Regions from separate parts of the Homo sapiens genome. Here regions 1 and 3 are each linked to region 2. Evidence: read pairs that join two places in POLR2A ChIA-PET (ENCODE). Cell type or tissue: MCF 10A. All regions are shown on one strand.

The links. Peaks named below come from ENCODE experiments on the same cell type or tissue, not always from the same donor. Only the 100,000 strongest peaks of a DNase experiment are listed, where the experiment ranks them.
Region 1: POLR2A ChIA-PET joins it to region 2 with 10 read pairs; 2 of 35 experiments call an interaction of 5 or more read pairs at or near these places.
Region 3: POLR2A ChIA-PET joins it to region 2 with 14 read pairs; 4 of 35 experiments call an interaction of 5 or more read pairs at or near these places.

The regions. Positions count from the first base shown.
Region 1 is chr1:59,371,372-59,379,371 of GRCh38, reverse strand. FGGY (FGGY carbohydrate kinase domain containing) reads right to left here. Exons shown (of 16, transcript NM_018291.5): 5 at 535-623. Among named protein-coding and RNA genes, the nearest start is that of FGGY, 78 kb to the right of the region's middle. In MCF 10A, no CTCF peak of the experiment used is centred here; a DNase peak (open chromatin) is centred at 3,951.
Region 2 is chr1:59,669,799-59,677,798 of GRCh38, reverse strand. It overlaps FGGY (FGGY carbohydrate kinase domain containing), which reads right to left. Exons shown (of 16, transcript NM_018291.5): 14 at 3,666-3,760. Among named protein-coding and RNA genes, the nearest start is that of MIR4711, 59 kb to the left of the region's middle. RefSeq lists enhancers at 3,759-4,286, 7,947-8,000. In MCF 10A, no CTCF peak of the experiment used is centred here; DNase peaks (open chromatin) are centred at 3,028, 3,728, 4,368 and 4,758.
Region 3 is chr1:59,440,990-59,448,989 of GRCh38, reverse strand. All of the region lies in intron 5 of FGGY (FGGY carbohydrate kinase domain containing), which reads right to left. Among named protein-coding and RNA genes, the nearest start is that of FGGY, 150 kb to the right of the region's middle. In MCF 10A, no CTCF peak of the experiment used is centred here; a DNase peak (open chromatin) is centred at 3,739.

The DNA of each region.
Region 1 (8,000 bases), 300 kb after region 2:
AACATGCTCTACAGGTTTGTAGCCAAGCAGCAATAGGCTATACCATACAGCCTAGGTATGTAGTAGAATACACTATCTAGATTTGTGAAAGTATACTCTATGATGTTTGCAACAATAATGAAATTGCCTAACAACACATTCTCTGAATGTATCCCTGTCCTTAAGGAATGCGTGACTCTGTGTGTGTGTGTGTGTGTGTGTGTGTGTGTTTATTTTTTCCTTTTATTCATCATGTAAAAAGTGCCTTTGGAAAAATCCACATTTCACTCTGGATTTTTCATATCTCCTTCAAATATGACCAATTTTAATGAATGGTCTTCACCTTGGATACTCACATTCCAGGGCTCTTAGGAACAACAGTGTTTGGGCATGTGCAGTGGAGGTCGAAGATAGATTCAAGATGTTTCATGTATGCAAAATCACATGCAGATGTACCAAAAGTATATCCAGTCAAAGAGAGTTAAGAAAGCAATATATAGACAGACATCCAAGAATGGAAGAACGCAAACACAATCCAACTTGTAATTAACATACCGTGCTGTGACACCTGTTGCCTTCCACGATAAGAAGTCCGGGAGATCAAAGAAATGTCCCGCCTTATCCCAGCAAATCTCTCTCAAGTTCTGCCAAATTAAATATATATTAGAATCAATTAGGGGGTTTTTCTACCATCTCCTCTTTCAATAATGTTTCAAATTTTTCAAAACAAAAGCATAGCCAACAATGCCCATTGAAACATCTGTTCAGGAGCTTGGTGGGGGTAGGAATAATATAAAAGCAGTACTTATACAGGAAAGAAAAACTGACAATGCTTGATCCTTCCAAAAATGATCGTAATTTCCCTTAAAACCCTCTTTGCCAACCTGGAAGGATAGAAAGCTGTGTTAGTCCATTTTCACACTGCTGATAAAGACATACCCGAGACTGGGTAATTTTAAAGAAAAATAGGTTTAATGGACTCACAGTTTCGCGTGGCTGGGGAGGCCTCACAATCGTGGCAGCAGACCACAGAGAGAAATGAGAGCCCAGAGAAAGGGAAAACCTCTTATAAAACCATCAGATCTTGTGAGACTTACTCACTACCACGAGAACAGCATGGGGAAAACTGCCCTCATGATTCAATTATCTCCCACCAGGTCCCTCCCACAACATGAGAGAATTATGGGAGCTACAATTGAAGATGAAATTTGGGTGGGGACACAGCCAAACCATATCAAAAGCACAGTCTGTAAGGTATGCAATCCATTTTCCCAGTGAATGGTGATGGACATATAAGATTTCAGAGCAGATATAAGCTGGAAAGAAGCTGTACTCAGAAACTGCCCAATGAAACTAAATGTCCCCTGCCATATAAAATTCTCCACATGCCAACTGGTTACAAAGGCAATAGAAAAAAGATGATAGTCCCTGCCCTCAAAGAACTTCCAGTCTAAGTCAAAGAGAATGGCCACATAAGCAAGCCATTGTACATTTTAAAGATTTGGTTCTCTGTATTGCAAAATGGCCAGGCTTTTTCTTACTGCTGGGCATTTTCTTTACTTTGCCACTTCTGCCTAAAACATTCATTCCTCACCCACCACCCTGTGCCCTCCCAGGATCAACATCATCCCCTTCCTCATTTGGTTAACCCTACACACCACCATTCCTTGAGGGGGTTTCCAGGATCTCCTGGAAATCAAAGCCGGTAAGTCATATTGTTAGTTTAGGTCTAGTTGTCATACAACCCATACCACCCCCACAATCATTTGTGTAATGTTGATATGGTTTGGCTGTGTCTTCACTCAAATCTCATCTTGAATCGTAGTTCCCATAATCCCCAAGTGTCATAGGAGGTACCCTGTAGGAGGTAATTGAATCATGGGAGTGGTTACCTCCATGCTGTTCTCATGATAGCGAGTGAGTTCTCACAAGATCTCATGGTTTTATAAGGGGCTTCCCCTGCTTTCACTCTGCACTTCTCTCTCCTGCCACCAAATACAGAAGGATGTGTTTGCTTCTCCTTCCACCATGATTGTAAGTTTCCTGAGGCCTCCCCAGCCATGCTGAACTGTGAGTCAATTAAATCTCTTTCCTTTATAAATTACCCAGTCTCGGGTATGTTTTTATTAGCAGTGTAAGACCAGACTAATACAAAAGTCTTTCTTTCCTGACAGACTGACTATAAGCTCTGTGAGGTCAAGGATCTTGTCAGTCATGTTCACCATGACATTGGATGATTGTCTCCTCTTCTCCACCCCAACTGAGAGGACCCTCAGCTGCCAAGCAGAAACTACTTAACTCTCATCCCCTTACTACAAGCACTTGGTTGGACCAGGTTTAGGCATGTGACCTAGTTGTACCAACCAGATTTCTTCTCCCAAGAACTTAGAATCAGGACCCAAATGGAACCATTTCACTTCTGCCTATGAATGGAACTGGAGGTGAGATAAACTTGAAAAGCATGAAGTGGCCATTTTCTGTCAAACACCTGAAGAGGTAGAATTTCAAAAACAGAATAGTAAAGAAGACAGAGGAACTAGCAAGAAAGGTTTCCTACCATCCAGATAACTTTCCATGTCCTGGTTTCTATTACTCCCTCTCCAAAAAGCTATAAAAGGAATTATAAGCATAGGAGTATCTCTGGGAACCTAAAGGCAACAATGCAGAAGTTCCAAAAGAGGCATATTTCAGTACCTGCCGCAGGGTAACACACAGTAGGAACTCAATAAATATTTGTTGAATTACTAGACAAACTGCTCAGCTTCACCTTCCAATTCCTCTTATGTGAGGGGTGCTTCAGTTTATAAAGGGCTTCCACATGTGTTATCTCCTTAGAGCAACACAAAAGTCCTGGGTATTATTATATCTATTTTATATACAACTGGCCTTTATCAGAATTCTGTGAGTTCCTCCTACATAGTGCTTCCCTAACACTACTATATAAACACCAACATCTATTTACAGCAGATAAACGGTACTATCCCAAGTGCTGGCCCTATCAAAACAATATCAAAAGAGTTCAGATCTAAAAGGCAAAGTATCAAGCTGATTCTCTGTTACTGTTGTTGTTTTAACTTCCTAAACATCTAGGTGAAAGCTTGTGTCTAGAAAGGGACCTGCCCTAAACTTCTCTTTGAACGCCCATTCTAAGATGTTAATGTTAAATCAAGCAAAACTTAAAGATACTAAATATTCCTAACACAGCTAAGAACTAGTAGTATCTCTGTATAGGATCTAACAAGCCACAGTCAGAAAATGGTAGCCTTTGAGACGATGTGAATCAAACTACCAGAATGGCTTTTGGCTAGTCCCTGAAATCTATTTCCATATGTCTTGTGGTTTCAGCAATCAGTGGTCAGGGAGAGGAGAAAAGGCAGCCTCTTTCTAAAGGTTCCAGAAATCAAAGGCCAGTGACCAGATATGAACCGCCAAACCACCGCAGCAACAACCAGTGCTTCAAGCCAAAGCACAACAATCTTCTTAAATTCAGGCAAAAAAAAAAAAAAAAAAAAACTACTTTAGATCTTGTGTGTGGTCATTAAAGACATTATATAACGACAGCTTTTAGCCTGTAGCCACACAGCCAGCCACTGTGGGACAACAGAACCCAAGTAGAATGTCACAAAGAACTCAAGCCTTTTGCCAAAAAGAGACACTGGGAATAGGAGGAGCAAGGAGTCCCTGCGTTCTTTCTTTTTGAGACCACACTAACCGTCACCAATCAAAGCTGGAGATCCCAGTCCAACCTCTCCTCTCTAAGGAGATAACACATGTGGAAGCCCTCTATAACCTCTGAAGTACTCCTCACATAACAGGAACTGGAAGATGAAGCTGAGCAGTTTGTCTAGTAATTCAACAAATATTTGTGGGATGAGCAACTAGAAATAACATGTTGTGGGAAGTCTGAGGTACTCTTAAGTATGCACATGGTCTCAGAAGGGAAGATAGCAATATTCCCTGCTTTCTCTACAAAAGAAAAGTCTGGAGATAGGCCAGCAAAGAGGAATAAGGACTGAATGAGAGGAAATGTCTCCAGAAGCCTGATCCCTTACCTTGAGATGCCAGCAGGCATCTGTGAGGATCCCATGCAGTTTTTTTTTGTTTGTTTCTTTTTTTTTTTTTTTTTTCTTTTTTGAGATGGAGTCTCACTCTATCGCCAGGCTGGAGTGTAGTGGTGCGATCTCAGCTCACTGCAACCTCTGCACCCCGGGTTCAAGAGATTCTCCTGCCTCAGCCTCCCGAGTAGCTGGGAACACAGGTGCATGCCACCACACCCTGCCATTTTTTTTTTTTTTGATGAAAACTAGGTGGATTTTTTTTTATTATTATTATACTTTAAGTTTTAGGGTACATGTGCACAATGTGCAGGTTAGTTACCTGTGTATACATGTGACATGCTGGTGCGCTGCACCCACTAACTCGTCATCTAGCATTAGGTATATCTCACAATGCTATCCCTCCCCCCTCCCCCCTCCCCCCACCCCACAACAGTCCCCAGAGTGTGATGTTCCCCTTCCTGTGACCATGTGTTCCCATTGTTCAATTCCCACCTATGAGTGAGAATATGCGGTGTTTGGTTTTTTGTTCTTGCGATAGTTTACTGAGAATGATGATTTCCAATTTCATCCATGCCCCTACAAAGGACATGATGTGAACTCAACATTTTTATGGCTGCATAGTATTCCATGGTGTATATGTGCCACATTTTCTTAATCCAGTCTATCATTGTTGGACATTTGGGTTGGTTCCAAGTCTTTCCTATTGTGAACAGTGCCGCAATAAACATACGTGTGCATGTGTCTTTATAGCAGCATGATTTATAGTCCTTTGGGTATATACCCAGTAATGGGATGGCTGGGTCAAATGGTATTTCTAGTTCTAGATCCCTGAGGAATCGCCACACTGACTTCCACAATGGTTCAACTAGTTTACAGTCCCAACAACAGTGTAAAAGTGTTCCTATTTCTCCACATCCTCTCCAGCACCTGTTGTTTCCTGACTTTTTAAAGATCACCATTCTAACTGGTGTGAGATGATATCTCATTGTGGTTTTGATTTGCATTTCTCTGATGGCCAGTGATGGTGAGCATTTTTTCATGTGGTTTCTGGCTGCATAAATGTCTTCTTTTGAGAAGTGTCTGTTCATGTCCTGCACCCACTTTTTGATGGGGTTGCTTGTTTTTTTCTTGTAAATTTGTTTGAGTTCATTGTAGATTCTGGATATTAGCCCTTTGTCAGATGAGTAGGTTGTGAAAATTTTCTGCCATTTTGTGGGTTGCCTGTTCACTCTGATGGTAGTTTCTTTTGCTGTGCAGAAGCTCTTTAGTTTAATGAGATCCCATTTGTCAATTCTGGCTTTTGTTGCCATTGCTTTTGGTGTTTTAGACATGAAGTCCTTGCCCATGCCTATGTCCTGAATGGTATTGCCTGGGTTTCTTCTAGGGTTTTTATGGTTTTAGGTCTAACGTTTAAGTCTTTAATCCATCTTGAATTAATTTTTGTATAGGGTGTAAGGAAGGGATCCAGTTTCAGCTTTCTCCTGGCTAGCCAGTTTTCCCAGCACCATTTATTAAATAGGGAATCCTTTCCCCATTGCTTGTTTTTCTCAGGTTTGTCAAAGATCAGATAGTTGTAGATATGCGGCGTTATTTCTGAGGGCTCTGTTCTGTTCCATTGATCTATATCTCTGTTTTGGTACCAGTACCATGCTGTTTTGGTTACTGTAGACTTGTAGTATAGTTTGAAGTCAGGTAGCGTGATGCCTCCAGCTTTGTTCTTTTGGCTTAGGATTGACTTGGGGATGCGGGCTCTTTTTTGGTTCCATATGAACTTTAAAGTAGTTTTTTCCAATTCTGTGAAGAAAGTCATTGGTAGCTTGATGGGGATGGCACTGAATCTATAAATTACCTTGGGCAGTATGGCCATTTTCACGATATTGATTCTTCCTATCCATGAGCATGGAATGTTCTTCCATTTGTTTATATCCTCTTTAATTTCCTTGAGCAGTGGTTTGTAGTTCTCCTTGAAGAGGTCCTTCATGTCCCTTGTAAGCTGGATTCCTAGGTATTTTATTCTCTTTGAAGCAATTGTGAATGGGAGTTCACTCATGATTTGGCTGTTTGTCTGTTATTGGTGTATAAGAATGCTTGTGATTTTTGTACATTGATTTTGTATCCTGAGACTTTGCTGAAGTTGCTTATCAGCTTAAGGGGATTTTGGGCTGAGACAATGGGGTTTTCTAGATACACAATCATGTCGTCTGCAAACAGGGACAATTTGACTTCCTCTTTTCCTAATTGAATACCCATTCTTTCCTTCTCCTGCCTAATTGCCCTGGCCAGAACTTCCAACACTATGTTGAATGGGAGTGGTGAGAGAGGGCATCCCTGTCTTGTGCCAGTTTTCAAATGGAATGCTTCCAGTTTTTGCCCATTCAGTGTGATATTAGCTGTGGGTTTGTCATAGATAGCTCTTATTATTTTGAGATATGTCCCATCAATACCTAATTTATTGAGAGTTTTTAGCATGAAGGGTTGTTGAATTTTGTCAAAGGCCTTTTCTGCATCTATTGAGATAATCATGTGGTTTTTGTCTTTGGTTCTGTTTATATGCTGGATTACATTTATTGATTTGCGTATATTGGACCAGCCTTACATCCCAGGGATGACGGCCACTTGATCATGGTGGATAAGCTTTTTGATGTGGTGCTGGATTCAGTTTGCCAGTATTTTATTGAGGATTTTTGCATCAATGTTCATCAAGGATATTGGTCTAAAATTCTCTTTTTTAATTGTGTCTCTGCCAGGCTTTGGTATCAGGATGATACTGGCCTCATAAAATGAGTTAGGGAGGATTCCCTCTTTTTCTATTGATTGGAATAGTTTCAGAAGGAATGGTACCAGCTCCTCCTTGTACCTCTGGTAGAATTCGGCTGTGAATCCATCTGGTCCTGGACTCTTTTTGGTTGGTAAGCTATTAATTATTGCCACAATTTCAGAGCCTGTTATTAGTCTATTCAGAGATTCAACTTCTTCCTGGTTTAGTCTTGGGAGAGTGTATGTGTCAAGTAATTTATCCATTTCTTCTAGATTTTCTAGTTTATTTGCGTAGAGGTGTTTGTAGTATTCTCTGATGGTAGTTTGTATTTCTGTGGGATCGGTGGTGATATTCCCTTTATCATTTTTAATTGCGTCTATTTGATTCTTCTTTTTTTCTTTATTAGTCTTGCTAACGGTCTATCAATTTTGTTGATCCTTTCAAAAAACCAGCTCCTGGATTCATTAACTTTTTGAAGGGTTTTTTGTGTCTCGATTTATCGCCTTCAGTTCTGCTCTGATCTTAGTTATTTCTCGCCTTCTGCTAGCTTTTGAATGTGTTTGCTCTTGCTTTTCTAGTTCTTTTAATTGTGATGTTAGGGTGTCAATTTTGGATCTTTCCTGCTTTCTCTTGTGGGCATTTAGTGCTATAAATTTCCCTCTACACACTGCTTTGAACGTGTCCCAGAGATTCTGGTATGTTGTGTCTGTGTTCTCATTGGTTTCAAAGAACATCTTTATTTCTGCCTTCATTTCGTTATGTACCCAGTAGTCATTCAGGAGCAGGTTGTTCAGTTTCCATGTAGTTGAGCAGTTTTGAGTGAGTTTCTTAATCCTGAGTTCTAGTTTGATTGCACTGTGGTCTGAGAGACAGTTTGTTATAATTTCTGTTCTTTTACATTTGCTGAGGAGAGCCTTACTTCCAACCATGTGGTCAATTTTGGAATAGGTGTGGTGCGGTGCTGAAAAAAAATGTATATTCTGTTGATTTGGGGTGGAGAGTTCTGTGGATGTCTATTAGGTCTGCTTGTTGCAGAGCTGAGTTCAATTCCTGGGTATCCTTGTTGACTTTCTGTCTCGTTGATCTGTCTAATGTTGACAGTGGGGTGTTAAAGTCTCCCATTATTAATGTGTGGGAGTCTAAGTCTCTTTGTAGTTCTCTAAGGACTTGCTTTATGAATCTGGGTGTTCCTGTATTGGGTGCAT
Region 2 (8,000 bases):
TTGTCAGCATGTTTCAAAATTTGCAATATCAATAGATCTTGTTGTTGGCCAATCTTTCATTAAGGGCCCACCAGAATATTCCATCCAGTCTCCCTTCCCCTGATAAAATTCTCCCAGAATTGAGATACACAGAGTCTACAAAAGCTACAAGTAAAATCTACAGCTGTGGATCCATTGGTATCACCCAAGAAAGGTATAGGACTCTACCCCCGGCTGAAAATCATCCATTCAGGGGCCTATGAAAACCCTGTCTCCTCAAGCACATAAAAGTTTTTCCTACCTCTACTGTCTGGGTCCTCTGGATTCTTCCCAGCCTTCCCAGCATCTGAAGGAGGTGACTCTGGTTGAGTCTACCAAAATTGGCCTATCTAGATAAGAAGTGAAATCCTCCATCTAACCACCAGATGTGTGGTCCATGAGAAGATAAAACATCTGACTTGCTGGAATAGTTGAGGTGCTGGCAGGAATTGCTCAACTTTCTTAAGGAGGGGAAGGCAGGTACCCTGCAAACCAAGCCAGGGTCCCTGAAGTTCAAAGAAAAGACTGTGTTGAAGTTCAGGTTGAAAATATGAATCACAGAAAGAAAGCAATTCAATTTTGCCTCACCTTGCCAGAATCTGAAGCTGGTCCTCAGACCTGGGGCACAAAGGTTGGCCCCTCTTCTTTGGAGGGGAGCAAATGACGCCAAGTCTACATGCATTTTCATTTCCAAAGCAGTTCCAAATATTTTATCATTCTAATGATATTGATTACACCTGAGAGGTCACTGGAACTTTCAAAGGCTCTTTATCTCGATAGTCCCATATGGGTGGCAATTCTTATTTAAACATTAAAAAAAATACATAAAACAGACAAATAAAACAAGCACCCAGAGAGAACAAGTGACATCGTCTGAGGACAGTAAAGCAAGCACAGAGCTCCAGACTATGGGGAGTCTGTCAGGTAAGTGATGACAGATAAGACCTCAGGACTCTCTCAGCTGGTGGCTCCCTTTACTAGATTGTGTCTCCTGAAAACGATCAGGACAGGCACACACATCCTTGGGTTGAATAGGAGACATGAGCTTGTCTTTACAATGCTGTGAGCCTTGCAGCTGCTACTCAAGTCATCAGTTCCAAATCTGATCTACTATATCTTAGATTCTGTTACAGAAGACTAACAGCAAATCTCATGTAGTCAAGATGTCAGTGTGGAATTAAGCTCAGTTTCCCATTAGGGGAAGATGTGAGTGGAATTCCTTTGGAGCTGGAGATCCCAGTTTTGAATAAGATATCAATGAAGCCATGAGTCATGGTATGATGTATCTAGTATAGCAGCCTCATCTTGAAAGGCTATTCTCTGTTTGAGCTACAGACTATCTCCTGATTTGTGACCTATGGCATTTCTTTTCAGAAAATACACCACTGAACACTTAAGAAGCCAGAAAATATTTTTAAAGAAAAAACAAATCGAACAAATTAGAAAAAGAATGACAGGATAAGATATAGACCCAGAGAGACCTTCATTTCAATTCTGCTTCTGCCCTTTCTGTGTAGCCTTGGACAAATTACTTAAAACATCTCTGAAGCTTGGCTTCCTATCACAGAAGGATAAAAACACGCATCCTGCAAGCAGGATGACTGTCAAGATTAAATGAGGTGTCTTATCTCAGGCTACTATAACAAAATGCCATAGACTGGGTAAACAACAGAAATCTATGTTCTCACAGTTCTGGAGGCTCAAAGTCTGAGATCAGGGTGCCAGCAATGTCAGGGTCTCGTGGGAGCCCTCTTTTGGCCTATAGAAATGGACTTCTTGCTGTGTCCTCACATGGCAGAGAGAACAAGCCAGCTCTCTGGTGTCTTTGTATAAGGGCCCATCAGACCATCATAACCCATCAGACTAGGCTCCTGCCCTCATGATTTCATCTAACCCTAATTAGCTCCCAAAGACCCACCTCCATATACCATCACATTGAGGGTCAGGGCAAATTTTGCAGGAATACAAATATTCAGTTCACAACACAGGGTAACCTCTGCAGAACCTTAGTAAGCATCCCCCCTGTTTTAACTATTATAATTTGCCGCAGGAAGGGCAAGATATTTAATTGTGAGAACATCTCCGTCAGCTGATACACTAAAATAATAATTGACAATTCATTGATATTTCAACAACAAATATCTCCATGTGCTATTTTTGAGAAAGGACGAGACTATCCAGAAAAAGTCGAGAACTGAACTATACCACCTTTGTTTAAAGACTCACTCAGAATCCACAAGAATTCATGAGTGGATTTAATTCCTTGTGAGGGAGATTTCACAGTCATTAGTTTCAGAGGCTTGGATAGTGTGTAGTGTACCACATTTTCCAAAATGCAGTACAAACAGCATCACACTTTTACATCTGTCTGTTCCCAATAGTGTACCCTTAAATTTTGGATCTCTATGGCCCAATCTCTGTGGCTCATGAAGCATTGTTATAGGTATTAGGAAGATTATACAAAAAGCACCTAGCATAGTGTCTGGAACATAAGAGGTTCACAATAAACAAAGCTCTAATTACTGAGCTACTAGATACCTGGCTTGTAGTCCTAAGCTTGAGACCATGGGCAAGTCATTTGGACTCTGCTGCTTTGCTGAACAAATATCTCTTGAACGTTCAGTTGAGAAGTGGGAGCCAGACTTCTTGATTCTGGCATTTACTAGCTGTTTCATTTAGGCCAAGTTATTTAACTTCTTTATGCCTCAGGTTCCTCAACTATAAAATGGGGATAATAGAGCTATTGCAGGGACTAAATGAGCATGCTTGACACACAGAACTCACGATGCGCTGTCAATTACTATTACAGATAAAGGAGTGGAAGTACAGAGAAGACTGTTTAGGCCACAAGAGCTGGTAGGTAATCAAGCTAGGATTTGAGCCCAGGTGGTCTAATGCCAGAGCCTGTATGCTCTTAGCTTCCATACCACATTCATTGTTTACCTTGTATTATTTTAGCACTCAAAACCTCTCCACAAAGCCCCATGTGTGCAAGGTCTTTCGCAATTTGGTGGGAGGAAAAGTTTTCCCTCTCACCAGAAACTAGTATGTTTCCTCTTTTTGAAAGTAAGAATTATGCAATTTATCATGTGTTCTTTTTTGTCTTGCCTGCCAGGAAGCTCTGAGCCAAATTATGTGTTTAATCACAGCCACCAAATTGTTTCCTTCTTCCTATATCTTTGTTCCTTATTTTCCCTTTTAATTCCTTTTTTATTTCATACTGACAGTTTCATTTGTGTCTCTTGTTGATAGAGGCCTTCAAGGTATTTAGAAAATGGTGAGGTTGACATAAGCAAATAAAAATCTGAAATACACATGAAACACTGAAGTTTTGAGCCTTACCTGTTTCATGTGCTCAAAGAAAAGTGGTCAAGGGGAAATTTAAAAGGAATAATTTAAAAGGTATTTTAAAGAAGAAAGAAAAAAAACAACTGAAAAACAGAACGACCAACACGAACCGAGGCCAAGTCAAATGAAAACTGCAATAAATATGTCTGAGGCTAGAAGTGTTTGTGCTTTCCCTGGCTGGAACCTATCATTTCTTAATTATATCCTGTGTGTATTTTGTAAAATGCGAGCTGCTGTCAAGAGGAAGGATGGCCTCAGACAGGGGAGGAGCCACAGCCCACCCCCTGGTCTTCACATACCTGTACAGAAGCGAAATCCCCTGAGGCACAGGCACCCAGAACAGCAGCACCCACAAGAACGGACTCCACCTCTTGCGACAGGACCACAGGCATGCCTGCGCAGGACAAGGCCACACCTTGGTTAGGGAGCAGAGCCAGGGGAGTGTGAGGAGCCAACAAGCAGCCGCAGTGGCAAAAACACCTGACATCAGGGCAGCAGCAGGCCCCCCGCCCGACTCCCTGCAGTCCTCCCTTCTTTATTCCTTGGGATTATTTGGTTCTAAAAGATTTCACTGCCTGTGCCTGCTGGTGCAGTAGCCAAGAGCCCAAGGGAACCAACACCATATATATCAACTCACGAGACCTCAGTGCCCAGGTTTTTCAGGCTTCTGCAAGCTGCTACCTGCCATTTGATTCAAGTTCAGATCCACTGATGTTTATTAAGCGCTCTGCTGGCCGAGGGAATACTGAGATGAATCGGACTGTGCCCTGCTATTCAGGTTTCAGAGGGAAATGGATGAGAGAGATGAAGGCTACGGAGGGGGTTGGTTCTCTAACTGAGATGTGCTAAGGGAAAGGAGATAGCAAGAGAGGGTGTGATTCATCCCTCCAGGGGCTTCTCCCCTCTCTCAGGGTGCATGCCACAGCCCTTACAGTGGCTGACAAGGGGCTCTCCCTCCCAGATCTGGCCCCACTTCTCCCTCTCTGATATCCTCCTCTTCTCCTTCCAGCCACGTAGTCCTGGCCTCCTTGCTGCTTCCTGAGTGTGCCTCGGGGCCCTTACCCATGCTGTTCCCTGTCTGGAACACTTCCTCCTAGATGCCCACATGCTAATTGCCGGCCCATCCTTCAAGTGTTTCCGCAAACATCACCTTCCTACTGAGCTTTCCCTGGCCATCAGATTTAAAATTACAACTTCCCTCAACACTCCTTACCCCCTTAACTGCTTCATCCCACCTTCCAACATTGTATTTTACTTACTTATCTTGTTTAATGTCTGTCTCCCCTCCAAAAACTTAAGCTACTTGAGGGTAGGGACTCTGTTTTGACTACTGCGGAATCCCTGGCATTTAGACCAGTATCTAGCACATGGTAAGTGACTGAATGATGAGTCACTTACATTTCTGGGGTAGCGGTCATCACAGATTACGGTGGAGATGAGGCTTAAACAGGCATCTGAAGGGTGAGCAGGAGTCCACCAGGCAGGGAGGAGCCCTCCATATGCCAATGCCCAGAGGTTGAGGGTTCATGGTAGGTTTAAGATTAACAGAAATAATTTAGGATTCTTAGGTCTATAATGTATAGATTAGTCTGCTAATCGGGAGATGGCAGCAAACTTTACAGAGGTAAACTTGTGGTGTAAAAACTGTCTTCTACTCAAGCCATAAGAGTTATTTTCCCAAAGCCTAGATTTCTTTTCCTATCTTGTCTGAGAAGACACTCTCTCTACATCCCATTACTTCCCCACTCAATTCTTTCCTCCAGCTACCCAGAGAAAAAGGGCAGGGGAGTAAATTCCCACAGACACCCCAGAGAATTTAGGAATACCAGCTCTCAACTGGGCCAGGACTTAAGACATTGCCAACATGGTGTCAGGTGGGGTGGGAATGCTGGGAGAAGCTCAGACCTGAGTTTATTTCCTGGTTCCACTAGCTCTGTGTCCAGTAAGTCACTTACACTCTTTAAGCCTTGGTTCCCAAATGCAAATGGGGATCATCCCAAATGTAAAATGGGGATGATGATAAGATGTACCACACAGGTGTGTTGTGAGGCTTAATGAGAGGGCACACACTTGGTGCTTAGCATATTTCCTGGCCTACAGTAAGCCCTGGAGAAATGATGGCTGCTACTGTTAGAATTCAGGTAGATGGCAAGTGAAGCCTCTATGCATGTACTAGACCTGGACTAAAAACTGGATAAGTGGGGAAGGGACAATAAAGGTTCCCATCAACCATCCAGAGGGGAAGGACAGATGCCAGGCCACACTACAGGGCTGTGCTGACACCAGCAGGAGAGAGCACTGCAAGCCGTTGAAGAATCCTAGGAATGATACAGATGGGTGTGCGACTATGACCATCAAGCCTTCTCTATGGACCTGGGACGTTTTTGAAGACAGTGCCTCCAAACACCATTCACTTCCCGGGCCTTCCTACCCTGCCAAAAGCTCCCTGAGTTGTGAGCAGGGAGGAACTACTCACAGGCCCCTCCCCTTGCGAACCAGAGATGTGAGTGAACCTGGTGAATCCCCTATCAGCTCTCAAGTTGCTGCCCAAAGTGCTCTGAACCCAGACTGCCAGGGTTTGAATCCTGGCTTCCCCACTGACTTAGCTGTGTGATCCTAGGCAAGATACCTAATCTTTCCGTGCCTCAGCTTTCTCATCTGAAAAATGGGGTTAAAATTCCGCCTATCTCATAGAGTTGCTGTGAGAATTAAAACTGCTATTATAATAAGGCTCTTAAAATGGTGCTTGGCTTAGAGAAAGCACTAAATTAGCATTAGTTGTTATTCTTAAAGTTTACCTTACTTCTGAAGTCTCTCCTCACACCTGTTACCCAGGGTGAAATCAATCCACTGCTTCCATTTGCCTCTAAGACCAATCCCACCTCTTCCCTTCCTCCCTCCACCTACTCTGAGCCTGGGAGACTGGCCAGTGGGGATCACAGCTGTGGGCCCCTGCCCTCTGGTTTCATCCTTGGCTAAGCTTCTGCTGGGCTGCCCTCTTCACACATCCCACCAGGCTCAGATTGCCTGCTCCCTACCCTCACCCTTGTGAGCCCAGGGGTGGAAACACTGTTAGTATCCCAAGGTACTTCTTGGTTGTCTGGGCTTCCAGCACCCTGCCCACAGCTCTGTACACTGACTATTCAACTTCCCTCCGGTTAACCTAACTGGAGTGTGTATCTGTTCCCTGCCTGGACCTGACTGACACCGACACATTTTGTCCTCTGGGTCCCCACTCTACTCACTCTGGATATTGGTCATAAGACCAAGGGCACTTTTTCTGTGTTTTATAAAGAACCTCTTGGCTGGACATTACTGTTCTTCTTAGCATCCCTGTGCCAACCTCAGGGCTTGGCACACTGGTGTGCACAGAGAATGCTTTTGAGTGAATAAATGAAAGAACAAATAATTAAAATAATGAGTAAGACCAGAAGAGGGAAACCCCTACTGAAACTACCAGTACTAAAAAATAAAACTTAGAAGAAGGAACATTTAGTCCCAAGTCAGTGGGGGAAACTTAACAATTACTTAGTACATACCAAGTATTTCTTGAAACCACAGTTAACCAAATGACCAGGGTACAAGGAGGTTCTTCCTCCTCATGTAGACAGCATTTCCCAAGCTGGCAAGGCCCCGCTCTCCCTGCTTGTACAGAGCAGGCTGTTCTCAACATGGCAAAGATTCACTTTCAAAATAATAAGCTGCTTTTTTTTTTCCCTCAAATGCCCCTCTTTCTTTTTGGCATGGGGCTTCCTAGATGGAATAAGAGAATTGACATTTACTGATCACCTACTTGGACTAGGCACAGAGTTTGATGCTCACAAACTCGCAAGCATTTATTCCTCAGCAGTGATCTACATGAGGGAGATGATAATGTTTTTTGGTTTGTTTGTTTCAGAAGAGGGAACTGAGGCTCAGAGAGGTAAAGTAACTTGCCCAAAGTCACAGAGCTGATCTGCTTTTTCCACTGTTCCACACTATCTCCAAAAAAATCTCCCAAATTCGAATGTGTTTTTCACATGCATTTCTGAGAATCATGTTCCAGGTCTACAGTCCTCCCTAACTGTCTTTGTAGGAAAACTAGAGCAATACAATGTTTAAAGGCACCAATGACACTACCTCTATACTGGCTGCTTGTGTACGTGCCTTTTACAGGGACAAATGCAAATGTGTTCTTTTCTCTGAGTCCTGGGTGAAGGAGAGGAAGAGGGCAGCTTTGGCTGGAATGTGAACTATTTTATCTGATGCATTAATGAGTTTAGCAGAACCCAAAGCATTCAAAGGCAGATGCACTTTGCCATCACTTGTCAGTCACAGGCTTCCAAAGGCAGAGGAATTCCAGGCTAAATAAAAGGTCTCTTTGTCTGGAACTGTAACTGGTCCATAGTTAGAGACAAAAGGTCCAGTTTCAATCGGAATCCAAATAACGATTAACAGCCTTTTCATTCAACAGCCTAGAGGAGAACAGTTTCCAAAGCAGAACTTTCTGTGAAGCCGCTGCACTCCCCGCCGTGCTTCTGAGTCAGCCCAGGGATGTAGGGCCTGGAAGATGACCCATTTTCACAAAGTCCAGGGCTGCAGCGCGGAGTCAGTGCCGGGGTCACTCACAGCTAGCTGTTCTGCTCTGGGAGGCC
Region 3 (8,000 bases), 230 kb after region 2:
GTTTTATAGGTTTGCCTGAAATTCCAGTGGTCTCAGCAGCCCATGGTGATGAAAGGATCTGGCCCACTAAAGGAGTCCAGAACCGTGGACTATTTTAGGCATGAGTGTGTATGAGTGGGGAAGACCAGGAGGCACTGAAGGATCTATCTCATTATCATAAAAGAATGTTATTATTTTATTTTATTTCTTGATGCTCTATCTGGCCTTCTGGAAATTTCAGTATATAAGGTCAGGCCACAACCTCCCACAGCAGGGTCCATATCTGCCTTTTTCATCCAGTTATATGGATGAATAAGCACAATGCTACTCTGGCAAATTTTGAGAGCACAATGCATGTTAATTAAGTGAATGAATAAAAACCTTCAGATCTCAGTTATAGAAGGAAGCTTTCAGGTTCCTAATCATTTTTTAATGGCTTCTATTATAAAGCCTAGATCTTTAGATACTGCTCTGTATGCAGGCTGGAGAAGAGACAAAAGTTAGACTCCTGGAGTGCATGAAGCAGAACACTGGGTTCCTTGCATAGACCATTAACCTCAATGGAACCAGGAGAGCCTTCCAACAATGCTCTCCTGGTTTTGCCTACCTCACATTCCTCCCACCACCTACTGCCCAAGACACAAATGCATGCCAGATCTCTAGCAGACCTTCTTTCCTATTTCAAAAAGTACAAAAACAAAAAGAGGCTTCTGATTAAAGATGCCAGATTGACTACACGTGTTGAACTCTGTGCCCTTTAAAAATTCCAACAAAATGGTTGTACAAGAATGTTTCAAAGAGGCAAAAACCCACAATGAGAACAGGATAGAAGATGACAGCATCGAAAATCTAAAAGCCAAAAACCATGGTAGTAGTAACTCTCTTGGTAGACTTGAGAAAGGTAAAACCTAAATAGCAGCAGGAAAAACCCAGAAGCAAAATGATTACCCTACAGAGACCCAAAAAGTTCAGGAGGTGGTGGTGCTCACCACCCCTGAAAGTGAGGATAAAAATGAGGCTAAAAACAGCAGATGGTACAAAAAGTATGTTTAGGAAGTAATTAGATCCCATGTGACCTCACTATTAGCAACCAGGGTACTACTTCTCCCACACTACGGAAGAAAAGTACTAAGGTCCAATGTATTAGTCCATTTTCACACTGCTGATAAAGACATACCTGAGACTGGGTAATTTATAAAGAAAAAGAGGTTTAATAAACTCATGGTTCCACGTGGCTGGGGAGGCCACACCATCATGGTGGAAGGTAAAAGGCACGTCTTATATGGCAGCAGACAAGAGAGGAGGAGAACCAAGTGAAAGGGGTTTCCCCCTTATAAAACCATCTGATCTTGTGAGACTTATTCACTACCATAAGAACAGCAGGAGGAGAAACAGCCCCATGATTCAATTATCTCCCACTGGGTCCCTCCCATAACACATGGGAATTACCAGAGCTACAATTCAAGGTGAGACTTGGGTGGGGACACAGCCAAACCATAGCATCCACCCTTAGATAGGGTGCGATAAAAGGTCCAGGTAAGGGTAGAGTATCTTGACAAAAAGAGACTGATTCAGTATCTGCTTTTTTGCAGGCCAGCCCTCAAGCTCCTTTCCCCGACTCAGCTCCCAGAGCTTTGGCTGCTAGGTTCACACCCTGAATATTTATTTTTGGGGAATCTGACCAGAAAAAAGAAAAGATATAAGGCTAATTGGGAGAGCAGAAGGTATAGAGAAAATAGCCTAGCCAGATAACTCTAACCTTAGGAAGATTAAAATGAGGGAATGTAAGTAAAGCTAATATAAGTAAAGCTACTATAATCACCATCTTTATTTTCATCATCTTTAGTTTCAATCAGAAAATAGTTACTGAAGGTATTTCCCTCTATATACATATCAGAGTTTTCCTAGTTAGGTAGGAGCCTCCAGACTCTATCAGAAACAAAGCGAAAGGGTCACCAAAATCCGAGCCAGAGACCATGAAGTAGCCTCAGCACAAACAAGAACTTTTTATTCTCCTGCTTTTACTCAGAGCAAGGCGCACATCAAAAGCACATGCCTGCTGAGTTCCAGGGGCCTGATCATTCTCATGCATTTCTCCACCAAGATTTTATAAAAATGAAGCCGGCACTGCTGCATTATTTATACGCAGCTCACTGTACTGACATTGCCAGGCCCCAACTTTCAAGGGAAACCTTTTGTTCTCTGCTTAGGGAAGGCTGAACCTGGAGAGTCTCAATCGAACCAGCCAGTGAAGAACAGAATAATTAGAGCTGAGAGTGGGGATAAATTACCAAGATATTCCTGGCTGCAGCCTTTGGTACATCACAGGCCTCTGATGGCTCTGTTTTTCCAAGCCATGCAACAGACTGAATTACCAGCCCTGAAGATACAGCTCATTGGGAGATAAAATGACTCAGATTGGATTGCTAATTGTATCAACAAAGAGACCAAGAAGGCCTTAATTTCTGAAGAAATACCACTGCACCAATCGGAGCAGCTTCTGTTAAAGAGCTGTCAGATTTCAGGCCTGTTACTATTGGCTCTGTACTTCATCAAGACTTGCTGACAGGCCCGTGACAGGCTGAAATAATATATGCAATGATGCAACACAGGGCAATATTAAATTGCTTTTTCGGTCAGACTTGCCGATAACATGATTCAAACGTGGCCATGACAATATGGGGAGCATGAAAGAACTGAATAAATAATCGAGTTGAGGGAATTTTCCCATGCCACCAAAAGAAAGAGATCTAAGAGTCAGAAAACAAAAGATCTTAAAGTTGCCACCAAAATATTCCAAGATCGTGATGAAGCCCCTGGATTCACGGATTTGGATCTGTCCCCTAAAAAATAAGGACGGTACTAATTAGAGGCAATATGAGAGAAAGCAGGAAAGTAAAGAAAACAAGTGACAGCTTACTTAGTGCCTATTATACGCCAGGCATTATGCATAGAAATTTTATGTGGGTTACTGAATATCACAACAAACTTGTGAGGATACTATTATTAGTATTTCCATTTCACAGAAGAGAATACTGAGGCTCAGAAGTTAAGTCATTGGAGGTTGTATCATTAGGAAAGAGCAGGACAGAAGTTCAAAACCTGCCCTGATCAATTAAAAGTCCATGCTTGTTAACTACATGCTTATTCAGGCCCACTCAGGGAAAGATATTTACAAAACATTACAAAGACTGGTTACTCCAAGTGAAAATGTACAGTAATTTTGAGGTATTTAATTTCTCGTGTTTTTCTTGTCTGTTATCTCCTTTTTTTAACAAAGGAAAAATATGAAAATAAAACAGATGGAAGAGGTCAAGAAACACAGAGCTGTAGAAAGCAGTTAGCTGCCTTAGGTTTGCTGTGAGGATGTTCTGGTAAAAAAGGGTGTTCGGGAGATGTGTGCCATAGGCAAGGACACAGGGACAACAATGAGATGTTCTCTCAAGTTGGGAAAATGAAGTCTGGTTTTGAGAGTTCAGCTGTAAAGTTAATCCATAATGAGCAAGAGTAAAATATTCAAAATTATCAAAACAAAACAATGGCTTCCAGAACATTCAGAGCTCACAGGAACCATACTGAAGGCATTCAGATGGTTAAAGAAAGAATGTGTCAAGAGGATGATTAGGCTGCAGGAGACTAGAAAAAGAAGCAGCAGCAGAAGTGGAAGCAGAGGCAAGTGCCAGAGCAGGGAGGAAGAGGACTGCACCAGGTAGAAAGAACTGCATGTGCCCAGGGCTGGAAGTGAGGCAAGCAAGTGGCCACACCCATCTCAGCAAGATCCTTGCTGTGCATACCTCAGAAGCTGAGTGTTGCCCTGGCATGAAGAAAAGGAGCAAAAGAGCCATTTATTTCCCTCCTCCCTCTTTCTCTCCCTCCTTCCAAAAATATTTATTAGGCTCTTACTATGTACCAGGCACAGATATTATCTCTTCCTTCGTGGAGCTTAGAGTCTAGTAAAAGAGAAAAATCCATGAAGAGCTCACTCTAGTAATTACTATGAAGGGTAAGTATAATGAAGAAATATTATAGGGTGTCCATAGAGCTTATGGTATCAAAGGACATGTAAAAAGATAGGGAGAGATCTGTTAAAGGATACACAATTACAACTAGATAAGGAGAAATAAACTCTGTTTTATACCAGCGGTCCCCAGCCTTTTGGGCACCAGGACCCAGTTTTGTGGATGACAATTTTTCCATGGGTGGGGGTTGCGAGGAGGAAGGTTCCGGGATGAAACTGTGCCACCTCAGATCATCAGGCATTAGATTCTCATAAGGAGCGTGCAACTTAGATCCCTTGCATGCGCAGTTCACAATAGGGTTCCTGTTCCTTTGAGGAGCTAATGCCACTGCTGATCTGACAGGAGGTGATGCTCAGGTGGTAATGCTCACTAGCCCACCGCCCACCTCATGCTGTGCAGCCAGATTCCTAACAGGCTACAGACCAGTACCTGTATAATACATTATTGTTAACCCTAGTCATCCTACAGTGGTATAGAACCCCATGGGGTTGGGGAGCCCTGTTCTATACCACTGTAAGATGACTACAGTTAACAATAATGTATTATACAGTTTCTCATCACTAGAAAGAGGATATTAAACATTCCCAACACGAAGAAATGAAAAAGGCTTGAGATGGATATGCTAATTAATCTGATCACTATGCATTATATGTATGGAAACTTTGCTATGTACCCCATGAATATGTACAATTATTATCTGTCAATTAAAAATAAAGTTTAAATGTTAAAAAAAGAATCTCTACTTTGCCTTAGATTCCTTCATTAAGGGAGCAAAGACCCGGGGTCAAGGGTTTCCATCAAGCATCTGTCTACTCCTACAGTTTTTAATGGCAAACCCTGTGGCTAGAGGCCATTAAAATGGGGCTGCCTTGTGATGGTAACATCTTCAGACCCCCAGCCCTTGGGTTTGCTCCTGCCTTTCCCCTAGCCTCTTCTCCATTCTAGTAATGTTGGGTTTCTCACTCAATTATTTCAGGCTTATGATTCTGGCTTCTTGGACCTGAGGCTTGATCTCAGCCTTTGCCTCTGGCCATCTGAAGACTCATTATTGGACCACTCTCTAGTTCTTCTGAACCCCTTTGCTTCACGGTCCCATGCCCTGGTGCCAGCTTCCTCTGCAAGGTCTACCCTAGTGTATATATGAGGTTATTGGTACCAAGGCCTATTCCCAATCATAACTATTTCCCAGTGTCACTCAGAAGAGACAGAAAACATACATACCTATCTCAGTCTGACTCAGATAGGAAAACATTTCTAAACATTTTATAAGCTCCAATATTAAAATACCTCTTCCAGTGTCAACTCATTTTGGCCTATCCAATTACAGGACAACACAGTGTGTATAAGGACAGTGGTGTCTATATAATCCTTATCTTCCAACATTCTTCAGTCTTAATGGCATTCCTGACTTGCCATTTGTTCAGTACTGAGCTGACCCAAAGTTATCTAAAGTGTGCATAATCGGTAAGCCTGGGATCTAGTGCTACTGCCAAGAAATAAGTGAAAAATAGCAAAGCTATTCTAAAGCCACTAGTTGGGGGGTGGGGAGCAAGGAAAAGCAAGTTATCATATTAATATATGGTCATCCAAGGCTGCTCTGCCTTAAAGAGATAATGTACAATTCCTGGCAAAGGATGAAAGAGAGCAGACTGAAATAGTGTCTGCCAATTGGCCTAGTGCATTTCAATTCTTTTTGGCTATTAGGGCCCTTTATGATTAATTCTGGCCTCTGGAGTATCTAAAAAAATCATCTTAACTTGAGAATATTCTTCAATATAAATAAGCACCTGAACAAATTATAAAACAAATATTTCCTTGATAAGCTAGGATTATCTCTACAAATTCTCAGTAATAACTATACTATACTGTAGTGTAGCCCAGTACCCAGCAAGTTGTGGTCACTCAACAAATATTCTTTATCTTTTATGAGACACTGACAACTCTAAGAAGTACTGAAAAGCATTATCATTTCCCTCATACTAAAAATCCTAAACTGCTCTCCTTGATTTTGCTCAGTGATACCATCTGCAGATATTTGATACTTCAACCCCCTGAGAATATTTAGCAGATCTTATCATTCTAGTCTTCTTTTTCTATCAATTTTGGTTTAGGATCTAGAAATGATGCCACTCTTTTCCCATTGTGCAAAATACAAAAGTGTTGGACGAATTATTTCCCTCTTCCTATTCCTGTCTTTGTCAGGCCACTGTGCTCCAGGTGGCTATGACTGTCATCATGACAACGGCCATAAGTAAAGGGCACCATGGTGATGCTCTTCTCAGATATGATGTCAACTGTCCCATCACCCAAGGAACGGCCTACTCACATACCTCTCAGAGCTGAGAATTTTAACATGAACAGTATCCCTTTGACACAAAGCAGAAAGAGTCAGATTAAGATTTTCCACACAAGACAAAGAGGTAAAAACATTAAAAGGAAGTTGGTGAAGTAGAAGTACAGACCTGAAGATTTCGTACCTTTCAAGATGTCCTGTCTCTAAGGAAGGACAGGAAAAGAGGGAAAGGAAACAGAAATGGAAAACAAAAACAAAAACAAAAACAAAAACAAAAACAAACAAACAGGAAAATGGCCTTAAAATTAGGTTTTCAATATCTTTCAGGGATCAAGATGCAGAAACCAGCAGAAACAATACATCAGCTCTTCAGAAGGAGGATACATTCAGACTTGCTATTAAGGTAAAAAACATGACAATTTTGTGACTTAGCCATTTAAGAAATTCTTGTAAATATTATCTGGCCTCAAGGGATTAACAGTCTGTCAGGGGAAGAGAGCACCATATTATTTAGCTAATACGGGTAGAGCTAGAGTTGGAACCCAAACAATTAGCTGCAGAGTCCATACCTTTCACAACTATACAAACTGCCTCTAGAAACATACCCTCTGCATGATTGGTGAATTTCATGAGTGAAATACAAGATATTTAAGAGGAACAACAGAGGAAGAGGGCAACTCTACCTGGGAATATTAAGGAAGCTTCACTTGGGAGTAGCAGCTTGAATTGTGAGTCCTGAAATATGAGTAGGAGTTCACCAGGTGGACAAAGGTTGTAGAGGATACATTTCAGGCAGTGGACCAAGGCATTCAGTTCAAGCATAATCCTGCCCCCAGATGTGAAATGGAATAACTGATCTCCTAAAGACTCTTCCAGACTTTTAGATTTTAGTGCTGCTATGAAGAAGGCATTACAAAGTACAGTTTGGATCAGACATGGTGAAGCCATCATTCACTAGTGAGTAAGATATCCTCCTTGCTCTTCATTTTCTTCATCTGTTAAGAAGGTAACAGTAGTAATTATCTCATAAATTCATTAAAAGGTTAAGTGCAGGGTTAATTCACATAGCACATACCCAATAAAAAGCAGCTGCTCTTGTTACCATTGTTTTCCCCAGCATCAACATCATCATCATCTCTTGGCTACTTCTGAGAAAGAAAATATAATAAAGAAATGTTCAAATGAAAACCCACTTTAAGACACTGCTAAGAATACTACAGGGAACTGAGATGGGTTGTCAGCTAATTTGATAGCCATTATCCGAACTAAATGAAATAATGGCATAAGCAACCCAGTTCAGCCTGCTCAAGTCAACATAAAATTGAGTTAAGAATCAAATTCTTGGTTCTTATCTTGAATTTGCAAACCAATATTGGGCCCAAACTGTGCCCTCCTGCACAGTTAGAAGCAAAACCACTTAGAATGCTCTAGCCATTCATAGAGAGATGCACTGATTCCCAAACACATTTCTGCAAGCACTCAGCATGGCACTGCAGATAGATAGACGTGAGTACTAGGTCTTCTCCCTTGATTAGCTCAGAGAGTAGATGGGAAAATAGACATATGGAGGAAATGCAAAAAGTATTGTAAGAAAGTTTTAAATGTGGGTACATATATAAAGCTTTATGGGAGCACAAAAGGCTACAGAAATTAGCTCTGTGGAGGTTCTGAGAACTTCAATAAATAAATACCAGAGAAAAACGCAAAAC